Regions from separate parts of the Homo sapiens genome. Here region 1 is linked to region 2. A link is a loop called in an ENCODE intact Hi-C map of the cell type or tissue named here. Cell type or tissue: psoas muscle. All regions are shown on one strand. Links, peaks and the distances in the headings refer to the core of each region. The heading gives the core; the rest is flanking DNA.

Evidence for each region. Hi-C counts contacts between places; a loop is a spot of excess contacts. Peaks named below come from ENCODE experiments on the same cell type or tissue, not always from the same donor. Only the 100,000 strongest peaks of a DNase experiment are listed, where the experiment ranks them.
Region 1: a loop joins it to region 2, with 2.0 times the contacts of the local background. A loop is called at or near these places in 22 of 110 quality-filtered maps.

What each region holds. Positions count from the first base shown.
Region 1 is chr15:93,012,620-93,022,237 of GRCh38, reverse strand. It overlaps CHD2 (chromodomain helicase DNA binding protein 2), which reads right to left. Exons shown (of 39, transcript NM_001271.4): 37 at 7,329-7,542; 38 at 1,980-2,226. Among named protein-coding and RNA genes, the nearest start is that of RGMA, 72 kb to the left of the region's middle. In psoas muscle, for the core only: a CTCF peak has its summit at 3,517 (motif pointing right); no DNase peak of the experiment used is centred there; H3K27ac peaks cover 1,577 bases.
Region 2 is chr15:92,949,989-92,959,606 of GRCh38, reverse strand. It overlaps CHD2 (chromodomain helicase DNA binding protein 2), which reads right to left. Exons shown (of 39, transcript NM_001271.4): 14 at 6,034-6,250; 15 at 4,095-4,184; 16 at 2,958-3,148. Among named protein-coding and RNA genes, the nearest start is that of MIR3175, 50 kb to the right of the region's middle. RefSeq lists an enhancer at 8,719-9,618. In psoas muscle, for the core only: a CTCF peak has its summit at 4,839 (motif pointing left); no DNase peak of the experiment used is centred there; H3K27ac peaks cover 3,055 bases.

The DNA.
Region 1 (9,618 bases), core at 428-8,427, 63 kb before region 2:
TAAAAGCTCCCTGAGGCCTCTCCAGAAGCCAACCAGATGCTGGTGCTATGCTTGTACAGCCTGCGGAACTGTGCGCCAAATAAAACTCTTTTCTCTATAAATTACCCAGCCTCAGGTATTCCTGCAAAACAGACTAACGCAATTGGGTAGAGTGCAATGAGGCTCTTTACCTTGGGGGTGGGCAATCATTAGCCCTTGACTGAGCACTGCTCTGGTTCTACCTAACGAATCTTAACAGCAAGACCTGAAAAAGGAAACTGCTTCCAAATAACCTGCAACTCATAACAAAGCTCCAGAATACTTACAGGAATACAGAAATATCCAGCACCCAACAAGGTAAATGTTACATCTGGCATCTGACAAAAATTACTAGGCACAGAAAGCACCAGGGGAGCAAGACCCACAGTGAGGAGGTATCAACTGAAACTGACCCAAGTGATAAGATTCGCAGACAAGGACATCAAAACCATTGTTATATCTGTGTTCCAGGTTTTAAAAGGTTAGACACAGAACATATATAAAAAGACCCAAAAACAACTTTCCGAACTTTTAGAACTACAATGTATAAAATGCAAAGTACACTGGATGGGCCTCACAGCAGTCTTGACATTGAAAAGGAAAGTATTAGTGAACTTGAAGAGGTAGCAATAGAAACTATCCACAGTGAAACAGAAAGCATAATTTTTTAAAAGTCAACAGAATACAAGTGAGCTGTGAGACAACTTCAAGCAAGCTAATATAGGTGTAATGAGAATCTCCAAAGAAGAAGAGAGAGTGGGGGATCAGAAAAAATATTTGAAGAAGATTGTAAAAATTTCCAAATTTTATGGAAACAATAAACCCACAGATCCAAGAAGTTCAAAAATTTCCAAGCACAAGAAACCAAGGAAAAATACACCAAGGCACATCATAATCAGTGATTTTTTTTAAAAGGAACATTATGTAAAGAGGAACAAAGATAAGGATGACAGATTTTTCATCACAAAACAATGCAAGTAAATAGCAGAGGTACATCTTTAAAGCACTGAAAGAAACTGTAAAGCCAAAAATGTATACACTCAGCAAAAACTACTTTCAAAAATGAAGGCAAAATACTTTTTCAGGCATATATACAAACACTGAAAGAGTTTATCACCAGCAGAAAAAGTCCTTCAGGCAAAAGGAAAGTGACATCAAATAGAAATACAGACCTACTAGAAGAACGCAGGGCAAGATGCCCACTGGGTCCAGACAATAGAGAAGGGTGGGAGCGAGGGGCAGTCTCCCAACGAGGTGGCAGCTACTCAGCTACAGCTCTCTGCTAATGCGGGCTGCTGTTACCAGATCTTCCAAAAACAAAGCACGACTTTGACACGTTTATATGAAATTTTCCCACTGTAAATTCAAGGTACAGTGCAAATGACGCACATCATCAGCCCAGGGAAAACCAAAGCTGCTATGAGGTTAAATTATCCAAGATTTGAAATTAGGAAATACAGATAAAACCTCTTTAGCTCTCCCTGGACTTGCTACTCTCACAATGTAAAGCTTCGGCTCATCGTACTACTGGTGGCATTGTACTGAAGTAAAGAGGGTGCAGCTTCAGAAGACTTTGACTCTTCAATTATGGGCTCGTGGCAGGTAAGGACTGTGGGCTGGTACCCATCTCGGGATCCCTGATACCTAGTGTGGCTGACAGCCTCGCACAGAGCTTAATAATTTTGGTTGTTGACTCTAATATTTTATGGCGACCTCTTCACTAGATTTCCTCAAAAGACGGCAGAAAACTCTTTTCCTGCACAGGTGAAATGTGCTCCCTATGACCCACAAAACAAAACATAAAACCTATAACCAAGACATGGGATTCGCTGTGGCTGACACATGCATGATGAGATCTTCAGTAATTTGATAGATAAATACATTCATGTATACGTCACTTTCTCCCTAGAAACAGCTCCTGGCAAAGGTTGGCACCTGGTGTCTCACAGCCTTTTGCATACCTGTCATAATAATCTCTGTGTCCCCGGTGGTCTCGGTCACTGCTGTACTGGTCATAAGGCCTCTTTCTGGACATGTTGTTGGGTCGATAGCTTCCGGAACGGTGGGCATCCATATGTCGCCGGTCCCCATAATGGTGGTCCTTGTACCAGTGCTGCTCATACTGATGGTGCCTGTCGCTTCCCCATGGTGGATTGTTGTTGCCACCACCATAGTTGAACTTTCTTTCCCTCTGCCAGTCTCCTCGATCTGCAGGAAAAGAAAGAATGATCTGATGACTGCAAGAAATGGATGAATTTCACTTTCACTACAATTTTTTTTTTTTTGGAGATGGAGTCGTGCTCTGTTTGCCCAGGCTGGAGTGCAGTGGCACGATCTTAGATCACTGCAATCTCCATCTCTTGGGTCAAGCGATTCTCGTGCCTCAGCCTCCCAAGTAGATGGGACTACAGGCACCCGCCACCATGCCTGCCCAATTTTTGAATTTTTAGTAGAGACAGGGTTTCACCATGTTGGCTAGGCTGGTCTCAAACTCCTGACCTCAGGTGATCCGCCCGCCTCAGCTTCCCAAGGTGCTGGGATTACAGCTGTGAGCCACCACGCCCAGCCTTATTTTTTATTTTTGTTTTCTTCCACACCAATCTTCTCTGTATTGTTCCAATTCTTGTAGGTATGCTGCTGAAGTAAGCACTACTTTGCTGAAGTTCAAACTGAAAGCCTGACACATGTTACAAACAGACATTAAATTTCTTTCTTCTTGGTCTTGTTGCTGCTGGCTAACGTATCAGTAATGACTCCTAAACATTCTTTCCAACAAAATTTTAAGGCAAAATTTACTACTCCTCTCCTTCTGAAATCTTAACAACTACCGCTTTTCACTCTCCATACCTGTTTAACCTTCCAATCTGTGGCAGACTCTTAACAACAAAACCAAACTAATTCAGAAAATGATACCGCTGAGTTTCACAGCTGCGAGTAATATCCTCCGGTTACACATCTAACGTTTATTTCACCTGCTGGTACCTGCTGTGCCTGGTCTCTGAAAATCTCTCCAGACTACACTCACCGATTCTATTATTCTTCCCTATTCTGCACACACACACAAAAATGGACCTCCTCCTATAAAAAAGTAATTTCTCTAACTTTGAGCTTGGATCAGTGCTCTGTCTCTTACGGATTAAGGCCAAACTACAATCCTTTTAACTTCTGTAGCCTTCCTTTTCTCCTAAGGAAAAGAATCATACTCACTTGAATCAGAAAATGTAGTGAAGACACAGAAGTCCAGGGATGGAGAGTTAAACTGTGGCTACCAAAATGTCATGTCCACCCAGAGCCTGTGAGTGTGATTTTACCTAGGTCTTTGCAGATGTAATTAAGTTAAAAATCTCTAGATGACATCATCCTGAATTTAGGTTGGGCTACAAATTCCAGGACAGGCATCCTTTCAAAATAAAGGCAGAGGGAGCTATGACAGGCTATGCATAGGAGAAGGCTATGCAAAGATGGAGGCAGAAATCGGCGTGAGTCAAGAACGCCAAGAACTGCTGGCAGCCACCAGAAGGCAGAAGAGAGGCATGGAACAGCTTTTCCCTCGGAGCCTCCAGAAGGAACCAACCCTGCTGACACCTTGATATCAGACTTCCTGGTCTCCAGAAATGTGAGAAAATAAATGTTTGATGTTTGAAGCCACCTAGTCTGTGATACTTTGTTATATACAGCCCTAGGAAACTAATACAGAGGACTAACCAAAAGGAACCTATGACCTCATGGAAAAATCCATCTTCTGTCTATAATTATGTGAAGATCAAAGACATGCCACCAAATAAGTGTCTCTACTCATTTTACTGGCCTTCCAGCTTTTTTCTACAGAGCTGAAGAACAACACCATTAAGGAAGTGCTGAGCTCAGAAACTGATAGCATTAATATGATGTACAGTCCACCAGTGGCTTAAATTCATGGCTGACCTGGGTAGATCAGATGAGAGCACCACAAAGTAAAAAACTTTTGACTATTCACCCTAAGAATTAACAAATAACAACAAAAAGAGACACCTTCTAAATATGCGAAGGATCACTTGAGGATGGCTTCATATCAAATGGAAAGTGAGATTTCTAACAGGGTGTCAATGTCTGTGGTTTTGTAGAGGTGCTTAAAACTCAAGCTAGTTCATTTTTTCTGGAGTAAATCAAAGAGATTTTCTTTCTTCTTAAACCCTCTGTGAGGTAAATCACAGGTTACAAAGTATTGAGCTATTAAAAAGATGGGTGAGGAATCCAAGGTTTAAATAAAAGAATGTATTTAGTAAGAAGTTATTGTAAAGGATTCAGAATATAAAATAAGTGACATCGTATACAAAACACAAAAACAGCCTAATACTAGAAAAAAGCCAGTATAACTGATGCAACTACATCTAAGAACAGGGAAACATTTCCCAATCATTCTGCAAAATCATTAGCTTTCTTTCCCTCAACAAAATGGTGATGAAATAATTTTGAACTCAGATTTTTAAGATTACAGAACATAGAACGTAATGCTTCCAGGCAGGGTAGCTTGTAGCAGAATTACATCCTGCCAAAAACAATGAGAAAGGGAAGATTAAAAAGAATGCGTTTAGGCCAGGCGCAGTGGCTCACGCCTGTTATCCCAACACTTTGGGAGGCTGAGGCGAATGGATCACCTGAGGTCAGGAGTTCAAGACCACCTTGGCCAACATGGTGAGACCCTGTCTGTACAAAAATACAAAAAAAAAAAAAAAAAAAAAAAAAAATTAGCCCGGCATGGTGGTGTGTGCCTGTAATCCCAGCTACTTGGGAGGTTGAGGCAGGAGAATCGCTTGAACCCGGGAGGTGGAGGTTGCAGTGAGCCAAGATCGTGCCGCCGCTACACTCCAGCCTGGGTGACAGAGCGAGGCTCCATCTCCCAAAAAAAGAAAGAAGTGTTTAAAGGCATCAAAGAGCAGCTAAAGCAATGAGGACTAGAAGGACTAAGATTCCACAGAGCAGAAAACCTCAAAGAGTTAAGAGATGACTTCTGTCACCACTGAAGAGATCAGTGATCCTGAGCACCTGCAACAGGCTAAGGATCTGGGTCTTTCCCAGGCAGGGACCACTGCTGGAGGAACAGACAACCCGCAGAGTGGGTTTTCAGATTATTTTCTGCAAAGATTATAGCAATTCACACTCTTAGCAATCGGTGTGTATTTCCCTTTTTAATTTTTGATGATCTGAATGGGTAAAAAAATTGATTAACCTATTGTTGCTTTAATTTATATTTTCCTAGTAGCAAGGTTGGTCATCTCGTCATATTGGCCATTTGAATTTTCTCTTTTACATGAACTGTCTAATTCATAACTTTTGCTCATTTTGTTTTAAAACAATGGATAAGCTCCACAGAGTTTTTTTCTAATCAAATTTCCAAAATTTTAATTCAATCTGGATTCCTTTGAGTTTTGTTTCAAAACTGCAATTTTTTTTTTTTTTTGAGACGGTCTCACTCTATTGCCCAGACTGGAGCGCAGTGGTGCAATCCTGGCTCACCGCAACCTCCACCTCCCAGGCCTAAGAAATTCTCCCACCTCAGCCTCCCAAGTAGCTGGGACTACTACGCCACTACGCCTAGCTAATTTTCACACTTTTGTAGAGACTGAGTCTATGTTGCCCAGACTGTACAAATTTTTTAATAGACAATTAAAAATTGTATGTATTTATTGATTACAATGCAATGTTTTAAAATACATATACATTATGGAATGGCTCAATCAGCCTAATTAACATATGCACTACCTCACTTATATAATACATTGTTATTAACTACAGTCACCATGCTGTACAACAGATTTCTCAACTTATTCCTCATATCTAACTGAAATTTTATCTCCGTTGTTAATATCTTCCCAATTCTCCCCTGCCCTCCGACCCTGGTAACTACTGTTCTACTCCCTGCTTCTATGAGTTTGACTTTTTCAGATTCCATACGTAAGTGAGAATATGCAGTTTTTCTCTTTCTGTGCCTCACTTATTTCACTTAACATAAATGCCCTCCAGATTCAACCATGTTGTTGCGAACGACAGGATTTCCTTCTTTTTAAAGCTGAATACTATTCGATTGTGTATATACACATTTTCTTTATCCACTCACCTGCTGATGGGCACTTAGGATGATTACGTATCTTGGCTATCGTAAATAATGCTGCAATGAATATGTAAGTGCAGGCATTTCTTCAACATAACTGATTTCATTTTCGTTGAATATATACCTGGTAAAGGGACTGCTGCATCATATGGTAGTTCTGTTTGTGATTTTTTTGAGGCATCTCTGCATTGTTTTCCATAATGGCTGCACTAACTTACATTCCCAGCAACAATGCGCTGGGTTCCCTTTCCTCCACATCCTTGGCAACCCTTATCTTTTGACTTTTTGGTACTAGCCATCCTAACAAGTGTGAAGTGATATCTCATCGTGCTTTTAATTTGCATTTCCCTGATGATCAGTCATGCTGAGCATTTTTTCATATACCTGTTGGCAATCTGTATGTCTTCTTTTGAGAAATGTCTATTCAGGTCCTTTACCCACTTTTTAATCGAGCATTTGCCTTCCTGCTACATAAGGAGCTGAGTTCCTTACACAGTTTGGATATTATCCCCTTATCAGATGTACGGTTGGTAATATTTTCTCCCCTTACATAAACTGTCTCTTCACTCTGTTGATTGCCCATTTTTCTATTCAGTTATTGTTTTGTTCTCAATTTACAAGAGCTCTTTCAAGATTAGCAGTTTTAACCATTTCACTGTCATACAGAATGTAAACTTCTCCCTCAGTCTTTTTCGTTTGTTCATGTTAGCTGGGTTCTTCTTAATCGGAAGTTGAAATAATAGTCCTGGGGGCCAGACGCAGTGGTTCACACCTGTAATCCCAACATTTTGGGAGGCTGAGGTGGGCAGATCACATGGCGCCGGGAGTTTGAGACCAGCCTGGCCAACATGGCAAAACCCTGTCTCTACTAAAAATTTAAAAATTAGCTCAGCGTGGTGGTGCACATCTGTAATCCCAGCTACTCGGGAGGCTGAGGGACGAGAATCGCCTGAACCCAGGAGGTGGAGGTTGCAGTGAGCCGAGATTGTGCCACTGCACTCCAGCCTGGGTGACAGAGCAAGACTCAGTCTCAAACAAACAAAAAAAAAAATTGGGGGATCTTTATTTCATGCTTTCTCTCATTAAGAAAAGAGAGGACAATAAAGTGTTAGAAGATAATAAAGCACAGAAGTCTAGCCAGTGTCTTTGGAAAATGAAACGGCTGTGTGAATTTTTTATCTTTTGGCACCTCTTTTAAAAACTCCACTTAATGACCTACCTGCATTACTGAAGTGTCTCTTGTTGGGGTGATTGTAGTTATCTCTTGGGTGTCCATGCATCTGTGGGCCATGGGAGGCAGGCAAATGAGGCTTCTGAGGGTGAAGGTTGTGTGAGGTATGGGACTGAGATATCAGAGAGTCCCGGCTGGAGCCTGAGGCCTCTGGACGAAATGGTTTCTTACCCCCAGTCACGTCGTCTTTCTTCTTTTGCTCCTAAAGAGTAAAAGGAAACCAAAGAAGCTCAAGATCCCAGGCTTAATTCCCCAGAGAAGAATAAAGGCTATCACCTCTAAACAGCTCCTTCTTGTCCTTCTTAAACTTCTGAACTGGCGTTTACTACCTCCTAACAAAAAAAAGGCTCATAAATTCCACTGTTAGGCTATTTGCTGGGGGAACTCAGTGGAATTTATGCTGAGTTTGACCATTACTGCTAAGTACCTGCAAGAACACATGCATAGACTGCTAGATGTCACTGTACAGGGTATGGTGTAGGCGCCCAGGCTGGCGGCACTCTCAGAGGATCATCCTGGACCATGTAAAACCAAGACTACCAACTTTCCAAGGCTAACCACAACAAACAACCCTCGACTGTCCAGTGGGAACTAACTCCTATGCCCAAGTCATCAAGCTAAATATCTGAATGTTGGAGTAACATTACTCCTTATCACACAAGTCAAATGTTTGATATAAAAAAAATCACACAATAAAAAAAATAAAGTGACCCAAATCCTAACCAGCAAGGGAATTACTGTTAATAATTTGGCACGTATTTTTCTAAGCTTTTTTTTGTAGTTATATTTTAAACAAAAATATTTGGTATTCATTTTTCACTTCATGTATTGTGAAAATCTTTCCATGTAAATACTTATTTCTACAATATTATGTTTAATAACTGATTAATACTCCCCAATATGGATATATCATGAACTACTGAATGTTTTTGTTTTCTGTATTTTTTTTTTTTTTTTTTTTTTTTTTTTGAGACAGAGTCTCACTCTGTCGCAGGCATTCAGTGATGCCATCTCAGCTCACTGCTACCTCCACCTCCTGGTCTCATGCGATCCTCCCACTTCAGCCTCCTGAGGGGCTGGGGCTACAGGCATGTGCCACCACACCCAGCTAATATTTGTAGTTTATGTAGAGATGAGGCTTCATCACGTTGGCCAGGCTGGTCTCGAACTCTCGGCCTCAAGTGATCCACCCGCCTCAGCCTCCCAAAGTGCTGGGATTACAGGCACGAGCCACCGCGCCTAGCCACATTGAATGTATTTCTTACTGTTGGGCTTCCAAGCCATTTCCATTATAAACATGTTTAAATCTCTATCTCCTTCTCAAAACTAAATTCCTGGAAGCAAAACTGCATGCTTTAGTCTTTTAATAAATCTTGCTGAATTCTCCTCCAGAAAGGTTGTGACAATGTATACTCCCACTAGTAGGATACCACTGTTTTTGTTATTCAGCTTATACTGTTTTGTTATTCATTCTGATCCCTAAATGAATGAAGTCTTTCATGATTATGTGTCCAACTTCAGACCCTCTTCCTAATTTTCACTCCCTTCTAAAGGGCCTTTCCTAACTATTTCATTCCCTCCTGGGGCCTTTCCGGACTATCCATTTATAGACTTTTTATAATGCTTATTAGTATATGATTCCTGTATGTTACTGCTATAACATATTCTTCCATGTAAAATTAAATCATCAACTACTTGAGGGTGCTGCTTCACAGGCCAACACAGCACTGGGCACAGCATAACAAATACTCCTGAGTGCTTCCCTGTCCCCAGCACCATTCTATTCCATTCTATGTGCTGAGAACACAGCAGTAGATGAGAGACATAAAATCTCTGTCTTCATGGAGCTGACGCATTAGTGGAGGTGGTATTTAATGCTCACAGATTGAACTCAATGTCCAACTTGGGTACAGCCCATGTGGCAAGTCAGCAGATCTGCAAATGGGCACACCCACACAAGGAGCACTGCCTCTGCAGCCTCCTCCATGTCACTTCTGCACCCATCCCCCTATTCCAAAGGAGAGGCAACTTCTGAGCACCTCTCACAAGTGAGTAGCAGGACCCCTTCCATACAAAAGCTGGAAGGACACCAAATAGATGGTCCAGAAAAGAAGAGAAAAAGTATTTTCTGCCCACCACCCTATTACTTCCTAGGAGCCACATTTATAAGCTACTGACATGTACAGAAGAAAAATGCAAATGGAAGAAAAAACCTGGTGAACAAATGATTTTAGGACCTAAAAACACAGGGTAAACACTCTTTGTCAGAATTTCAACC
Region 2 (9,618 bases), core at 1,040-9,039:
GGCAGGAGAATCACTTGAGCCCGGGAGGCAGACGTTGCAGTGAGCTGAGATTGCGCCACTTCCCTTCCAGCCTGGGTGACAGAGCAAGGCTCCATCTCAAAAAAAATAAAAAATAAAAAAACAGTCGAAAGCTACATTAATCAAGACAGTGTGACATTGGCAGAAGGACAGAAATATGTATTAATAAAACAGAACTGACAGTCCAGAAACAAAGCATGACATTTATGGTGTCAACTGAGTTTCAACAACAGTGTCAAGGCAATTCAATGAAGAACAGATATTCTTTTCAACAAGTGATACTAGAACAATTTCCCAAATTCTACTACAAAAACATGAACTAAGGCACTCACACTTCACACTATAAACAAAATGTAACTCTGACTTAATACAAAAGCTAGAACTTCTAGAAGGAAATAAAGAAGCAAGTCTTCGTGTCCATAGGTTAGGCAAATCTGTGTCAGATATGATATCTAAAGCACAATCCATACAAAGAAATCCATAAATTAAACTTCATCAAAATCAATAACTTTTTCTCTTTGAAAGACAACATTCAAAAAGTGAAAAGAAGCCACAGATTGGGATAAAATATGTTCAAATTATATACAGATGCTCCTCAACTTACAACAGGGTTATGTCCTGAGAAACCCATCGTAAGTTTAAAACATTGTTAAATCAAAAATGCATTTAATGCACTTAACCTACAGAACATCACACCGTAGCCTACCCTGAATGTGCTCAGAACGCTTATCATGAGGATATTGAGCAAAATCACCTAACGCAAAGCCAACTTTATAATAAAGAGTTGAATATCTCATGTAATTTATCGAATATTACACTGAAAATGAAAAACAGAATGGTTGTGTTCATTCAAAGTATACTTTCTACTGAAAGTGTATTGCTTTCATACCACTGAAAAGTCAAAACATTTTACATCAAACTATAGAAAGTTGGGGACTGTACTGATAAAGCACTTGTCTTTAGAATTTTTTTAAAAGAAATAAAAAACCTCTTCAACTCATAATAAGACAAACAATCCAATTTTTTTAACCCATTTATGATAGAGGTTGCAATTTTTTGAATTTTTTGCAATCAGACCTTGGCAATGACCTTGAGCAGTAGGATATAAATAATTCCCACATGCTTAGAGTTCCAATGACGGAACACGACGCCTGAGTTAAAATGCCAAAACATTTGAATAGAAATTTCACCAAAGACATACAAATGGCTAATGAACACATGAAAAGACGTTCAACATCATTAGTCATTAGGGAAATGCAAGTCAAAACCACAATGACACACATTCGCCAGAACGGCTAGAATCAAAAAGACTGACAATGCACCAAGTCCTGGTGATGACGCAGGGAAACTAGAACCTTCAAACATTTTTGGTAGGACTGCACAATGGTAGTCACTTTAGAAAACAGCGTGGTAGTTTCTAAAATGTTAAACATAAACTTTCCAAACAATCCAGCAATTCTATTCCTAAGTCTCTAAGCAAGAGAAAGAAAAACATATGTCCACACAAAGATATAATAACCCCAAAACAAAGCAATCCAAATGTCCATCAACCGGTAACTGGATGCAATGAAATATTACCCAATGAAAGAGAACACCTACTGACAGACTCTGACATGAATGAATCTCAAAAAAAATATGCTAAGTGAAGGAAGCCGGAAACAAAAGCCTACATATTAGGATTCCACTTATATAAAACTTCTAGAAAAGGTAAATCTCTAGAGACAAAAGCTGATTACTGGTTGCCTAAGGCTATATGTGGAAGCAGAGGTTAACTGCAAACAAGCAAGGGGGAACTTTTTGGGATGAGGAAAATGTTCCAAAACTGGACAATGATGATGGTTGCAAACTATAAAGTTACTAAACAAATTTAAATTTAAAATTTAAAAATAAAAATAAAAGTAAAAAATAAAATTTAATCCTGAATTAAAAAAAAAAAGATTGTAGAGCATATATCTATCAACTGAACAACTATTAACTGAATTGTTTACTGTGCACCAGGTGCTATTCTAGACAATGGGAACCAGCAATGAATCAAGCAAACAAAATCCCTGCGATTTTCATACATAATTTAATGACATGAGATGAATGAGAACATAAATGTAAAAAGAGATGCTATATAGACACTAAAACAGGTTAGGGATAAGATGTCTAAAGGGCTACTTTAGGTTAGGCAATCTGCAAAAGATTTCTGAAAGGAGGTGGTCGTTTAAGATGAGCTGAAACATTAAGGTGGTTGGCCATGTGAAGACAAGAAGAAATATAATTCTAGTCAAGAAGGAATAGTAATGGCTTGGCATGTTTAAGGGACAGAAAGATAGCCAGAATGGCTGAAGCATAATGAGTAATGGAGAAAGTGGATGAGAGGAATCAGACTATTGTCAAGGGGCCAGACTGAGTGGAGTCCTCCAAATTAATGAATATAGATGTTATTCTAAGTATCGCTGAATACCATTGGATAATTTTAAGTTTTATGAAATGTGCATATCATCTCTCCCATAAAAATCTTTTCAATAAACACATTCCATAGTTCTTTAATAATACGTGAATAAGATGTAAAATTGATGCTTCGGTTATCAGATATTTGAGTATAACATACTTTTCAGTGCTTGTGTACCTTGTATATTTCATTTTACTTATATTGATTATCTTATACCAACAGTGAAAAGGTCTGATGTTATCTATTTAACAATTATTTCCCAAGTGCATTAACTAATTCAGCCTTTCAGCAGACAATACTGCTTTCCTCCTTAACAGGCTAATTTCTGTGCCTTCTTTCATTGATTATGAAACATTTTACTACCGCCATCCCTGCCTCCATTTGACGCTTTGCTTTCCCCAAACCATGCCATCTGTTTTCCCTAAGGTCTACTAAGAAAGTTAAAAAGCATTGGCATTTCAGACATTCTAGCATCTTTTGAAATACACAGGAAGGAGCTTACTTCTCCGGCATAATAAAGTGCAGCAAGGACCAGAGCTCTTTGAGGGAATTCTGAAGAGGGGTCCCCGTAATCAGGAGCCTATGGTTGGACTTGAAATCAATCAGAGTTTTATACAATAAAGAGTCATCATTCTTCAACCGATGGGCTTCATCCACTCCCAGAAAGGCCCAGTTAATACTGCCCAGCACAGTCTAAAGTAAAAACAAAACAGAACGAGCCACCAGGTCAGAAGGGAACCCACAAGTGCTTTCAAGTGTTAATTATCTCTGTATAAATACCATTACAAAGGTATAAATTGACACATTTATTCTTCACTGACAATATATATTAGGCCTCTTCTGTTTATTCTGTTAGTTGCCAGATTGGTAGCTATTCAAAAGAGAGTATCATCATCTAAAAGGTATAGGTGGGCCTCTTATACCAGCTATTACTGCATGCCCCACAGCAAGAACACAAAAATTGCTATGCTGGGCAAAAATAAAACAAAAAAACCATATGATTCTGTATTCTCCCCTTAATTATGGTCCTTCTCTTGCCTATTCTCCACCCCAACCCTGAAGCACACAAACACCAAGAGCCACCAAACTCAACTTGTTTGCACTTAATACCAATGGGATCTACCTACCACATATATTTCTTAGCAGAAAGGCGGTATTTAAAGAGCTTCTTATTTTTGTCCTCCTCACAAAGACCATTCACATCATCTTTTCTGGAGAAATGCCTTAACAATGATACAATAGGAAATGCCTAAGATGACATTCAAGGGAAATACCTGAGATGGCATCCAATGACTGACAATAATCTCAGGTAAGTTACTGACCTATTCAATACCCTTTCATTCTGTTTAATTCAACTGGACTTGGTGACCTAAGGTCCCCTCATCTATAGGGTTCTGTTTTCTATTTATAACGTTAATATCCTTTGAAAAGTAATTTTTCTGGTTGTTCATTTGCTTGCTTTTTGAAATAAGAGAAGAAAAGTAACATGGCAAGTAGGAGGTACAGACCCTACCATTTGTTTTTTATTTTTAACTTTCAAGTATTTATTTCTAACATGCTCCACAGAACAGTAACAGACCCTACCATCTGGACAAGTCGCACTGGAAAAGATTTAGCCTTTTAGATATTAATTACACACCTTATCTTTCAAGAGGATCTCATATGTTGTTATAAGTGCGTTGAACTTCAATCTTTTGGTTTGGGAATGAATCCATTCATATTCCCGTATCTATAAGAAAAAAACATAATTAAGACATAATTTCTACTTCTACCTTTCTATATCACATAAGTTTTGTGATTGATGTAATAGAAACATGCCAAATAAAAAATAAATCTGATTAGAATTCAATGAATATCTCACATTCTAAAATGACCTAAGCAACCAAACTATAAAGCAGTAAGAGTTAGAATTAAAACACTGACCACCGAACAGCAAAAGCTTTATTGCCAGAATCAGAAGAAACTGGCCCCCAGAAATACATCTACTGAAGAAAATGCACTTCATCAGCTACTGAACCCTGGTGATTGGAACTCAACAAGGGATCTCCCAGATCCTTAGAAATTTCTTTTAAAAATGCAATTTATTTACTTTTTGAATAGGAAAATACATATATTAACAAGTAAAACAAATTCCAACCTTTGGAACTTCATCAACCATAGACCAAAGAGATATGTCCCCCAACAAAAAGGGAGGCTTGTAAGATGAAAATATAATGCAATACGTATAATAACGTCAATGTAAAAGAACACAAAGATGAGTACATTCATACTGAAGTATAACTGGACACTCAGCAAGCACGAAGACTCATGACAACGCTCTTGCAGTTTGGCTGTCAAGTTAGGAACTGGAGAACAAGACAGTAAGTGCCTGCAGGTGATCGCCCCCAAGTGGGGGTAAAAAGAACAAAGAAAAGGAGAACTGGAGATAGCAAGGAAAACTTCTCTGACTACAATTTTTTAGAGTTCATTTTCTTTGTTTGCAATCATTTTTGGAATGTAGTGCTTTACGCTATTTTGTAAACCTATAAATTTCTCTTTTTTCGTCTTTAACGGTTAACTAATGATTTAACAAAGCTAAAACTATATTCTTAGAAACTCAAAATTAGGCCAATGAAATCAGCCAGTGTTTAAGTTACACAATTTTAATGAAAGTATTTACCAAAAATAAATTTGAATTTGTATGAAAATATATGGTTACAACATGCAACTCAAATATTTAAACATTGCTAATGGCTTGCTCTTATTACAAGCAATTTCCCAGAAATAGTTTATATACAGTGATGAAAGAGCAAAGCTCTAGACTAGATAGAAACACCTGTGTCCGAATCTGAGCTCTGCCACATTCTTGCTCGCTAGGGTCGCGTGTTAAGACTCTCTGAGTCAATTCTTCATCAGTAGCAGGAAAGAATGCCATCAGCTTTGAAGACTATCATGAAGATTACAGGTATTATACGTAAAGCACCCAGCGCAACATCTAGCACACAGTAGGTGCTTTAAAAAAAGTTACTATAAAGAAAAGATCTGCTAAACAAAGATAAACTTAAGTCACTGTGTTCTAAATTCATGATGCCCAAATAAAGTTTGGTAACAGTTTAGGATAATTCTTATTTCTACAGTCCTAAAATAGCTTGTTTTCCTTTACTTTTATTCCTTTTTTATAAGTTATGCAACCTCACTGTTTAAGAAATTAAGAAATTCGAAGAATGATTATTTTCAGTAATATGTCTATTGAGAAAGCAAAAATAATATTAATATTACACAAAGTATTAACTCCATATTATCTCATATAAAGCAATCTTAGAAGTAAAAAGGGCAGAGAGAAGAAAAATTTAATATTGCAACCCAGCTAAAAGAGATTCCCACTCACATACTGCTGTTGCTTTTTAACTAGTAAGCATATTTGTTAAAGAACATCTGAGTTGCACTTTTGTGATAGATAAACCTCCTAATATTGAGAACACAGCACAGTATCAGAATAATAACCACAAATTTTACTGATGATCTACTGAAGGCTTTAAGTGAATTTCTAAATTACATTTATAACACAGATTCTAACCCAGCTCTTTTTGTTTACACACCGTATTTCTGCTCATCAGGTCACCTATGTAAACCACTACGTTAATCTCTGGTGCCCAGATTTCAAACTCTCTCTGCCATGAGGTGAGGGTGGATAAAGGGACGACTATAAGAAAGGGGCCATACAGCTGGTGTTGGTGGAACAGGTAGGAGAGGAATGATATGGTCTGGATGGTCTTTCCTAGGCCCATTTCATCAGCAAGGATTACACTATTATTTCTGCAGAAAGAAAAAATAAATAAAAACAAAAAAATCATTAGTTCACCAAAACACAGAATGTGCATAAACAGCAACGACACCAATGCTTCACAATAACAGCCAAGCAAGGTGTCATTCATAAGCCTCAAATGTATTTCTTCTCATCTGCAATTACTTCAGCTTTCAACATAAGGAAGAAAGTAGAAACCATAAAAAGCAGAATAACAAGTGGCCTACCTAGACTTGGATTACTATGACAGCCTTGTCAGACTCTTTACCTTTAGGCTTTTCACATCACCTTCCATAGGCTATCTTTTATCACAGAGAAGACAGGCTTTGTAAAAAGTGAAGACAAGCATGTAACCTTAGACTCCATCAATAGAGAAAGCTATCAGCACCGCTGGTGAATCCTGTGGCTGGCCCACCCCATTCCACTGCAGGCCACTGGGTTGTTTAATGCCACCCACACTATTTCCTAGACCTACATGTATAGGTGCATGGGGCTTGTTTTAAATACACTTTGGTCTAAAGCAGGGGTAGGCTACAGATCATACTTGTGGACCCCACCCTAGATATACTAAACAATATATGGAAAAGGGCTGACAAACACCTTTGGAGATTCTGACTCAGGTATTCCTTAGACCAGACCAGGATTCCCCACTCGGGAACCCAGCTGCACAGCAGAAGGTGAGCAGCGGGTGAGGGAGGGAAGCTTCATATGTATTTTCAGCCGCTCCCCATTGCTGGCATTAGTGCCTGAGCTCCGCCTCCTGTCAGATCAGCAACGGCATTAGATTCTCATAGGAGCATGAACCCCACTATGAACTACACATGTGAGGGATCTACGTTGCACACTCCTTATGAGAACCTAATGCCTGGTGATCTGTTGCTGTCTCCCATCACCCCCAGATGGGACCGTCCAGTTGCAGAAAAACAAACTCAGGGCTCCCACTGATTCTACATTATATAGTATAATGTAATAATAATAGAAATAAAGTGCACAATAAATGTAATGTGCTTGAATCATCCAGAAACCATCCCCCTCCCTCCTCCCCAGCCTGTGGAAAAATTGTCTTCCACGAAACCAGTCCCTAGTGCCAAAAAGGTTGGGAAGCACTACCTTAAAACCACAGTTTGAGAAACACTACTCTACAAAATGGGCTAGATTTCAACAGGATATTAATGGAAAAAGAATATCTAAGAAAAACATTTAAAATTGAAGAAACAGCCAGAGTTAGGAAAATATATTTGGGAAACAGAATACAGTCATTTTGGCAGGAAATTAGGATTACATGTAAGACATCAGATTGCAAACATTATAAAAAGGTTCTGGAAAATAAGGACACTGAAAGTTTGCACGTATATATAATATGTGCTTAATCAGCAAATCAGAAAGAACTAAAAGTAATTTATGAGTTAAAGGCAACCTAACTGATTCAAAAAACAAGACATTTAATTCACCAAAAAGACATAATTTCTAAAAATACCTTCTGTGTTCTACAAACTAGCTAGTTTAAAGGGTAAAATACAGAAACAAAGAAGATCACACTTGGGAAAGGGAGAATGATGAAGCCATACCCCTATACATCTCAGGTACACCTAATTTTCTACACAGTTTAAACGATGTAGTATATTCCTTTGAGTAATTTCCTTCTTATTTCCCTCACTTTTCAATACTATTCAGGAGGAAGCACAGTTAAGTTTCTCCAGTATTTCCTGCCCCTAGAAAATGCCATTGTCTACATATACAGACTACAGTAGGTTTGAATTGATTCACCTGTTTTTCTGGAACCAGACCAAAATAGCACATTATGTAATGTAGTAACATTCCTGTGACCAGGGCTTAACAGGTGCTTGAGCCCTTTTCAACTGATTTTTATTCCTTTGGTTTAAAGTAAAAAAATGCTGGCCAGGCACGGTGGCTCATGGCTGTAATCCCAGCACTTTGGGAGGCCAAGGCAGGCAGATCACTTGAGGTCAGGAGTTCAAGACCAGCTTGGCCAACATGGTGAAACCCCGTCTCTACTAAAAATACAAAAATTAGCCAGGCATGGTGGTGCGTGCGTGTAATCCCAGCTACTCAAGAGCCTGAGGCAGGAGAATCACGTGAACCTGGGAATCGGAGGTTGCAGTGAGCCAAGATCATGCCACTGCGCTCCAGCCTGGGCAACAGAGCAAAACTCAGTCTCAAAAAAACTAAAAAATAAAAAGTCTAAAAAATGCTGGCCAAGGACTGTACACAAAACACCATGTGACTCTGGATGGGTACACGGCACCTTTGTTCCTAAGAGTCTTCAATTATAAAATGAGAGGATTAGATCACAATTAAAGTTCATCTAACTTTTATTAACTGTCATTTAGATGAATTAGGTCCCACTAACCTCTAAAAGGAAAAATCATTTTTAAGCAATTCAGAATCATTATATCAAACCCACATTCTCAATCTTCTCAAGACACCTAATTTTCACAACTGAGTATTAAATATTGTACTAGATTTTATCAGATAAAAAGTAGGAGATGGTTCACTTGGGAAAAAGTCACTGTAAATGCATCTCTATAACTAGAAAGCTTCCTTTCAGCAATGAGGGGAAAAATATTTTTTAAGCTGTCCTTTTTTTTTTTTTTAAGGTGAAGTTTCACTTTGTCACCCAGGCTGGAGTGCAATGGTGCGAAAATGGCTCACTGCAACCTTGGCCTCCTGGACTCAAGCGATCCTCCCACCTCAGCCCCCAAGTAGCTGAGACTACATAAGCATGCCACCATGTCCAGCTAATTTTTGTATTTTTTGGTAAAGATGGGGTTTTGCCATGTTGCACAGGCCTGTACTTCTAATTCTAAATAAGGATTTTTTGCTTTACTATAAAACACTAAAGACATTAAGCATTTGCACTTAATTGGGTACTTCGGGAAAGAAGTGTGTAGGTTGGCATTAAAGGTACTTCTTACACTGCATGTTCTGTAAGGACAGCAAAATACATCTATATAGGTTCACTGTTAAATTCTCGAGGACTAATGGATCCGCATGTGAAAAGTAAAAAGTTCCTCTTCAAAGTTTCCCTTTTTGTTAAAGAATAAATAACAAGTGTTAGAAATAACAGTTTCTTTTAGAAATTAACTTCCTTCAAGCTCCCTTGCTTTTTGCTAATAACTCTTTGTTAAGCCCTATGTGGCTGTTAAATATAGTAAGGGAATAAGTACATTCTATGTCCTTGTACTTTAACCAGGTTATTTGTTCTGGACTATAACCTGCTCAGACATGTCCGAACGTGCCCAGGCATTTCCCAGCTTACAGCCTACACCCCTTCCTTATTTGGAAATGTTATTATTCTCCTAATTTCCTGTAAACAACCCCCTTCCTTTGTTTTCCACTGCGCGTTTATCTATTTAGG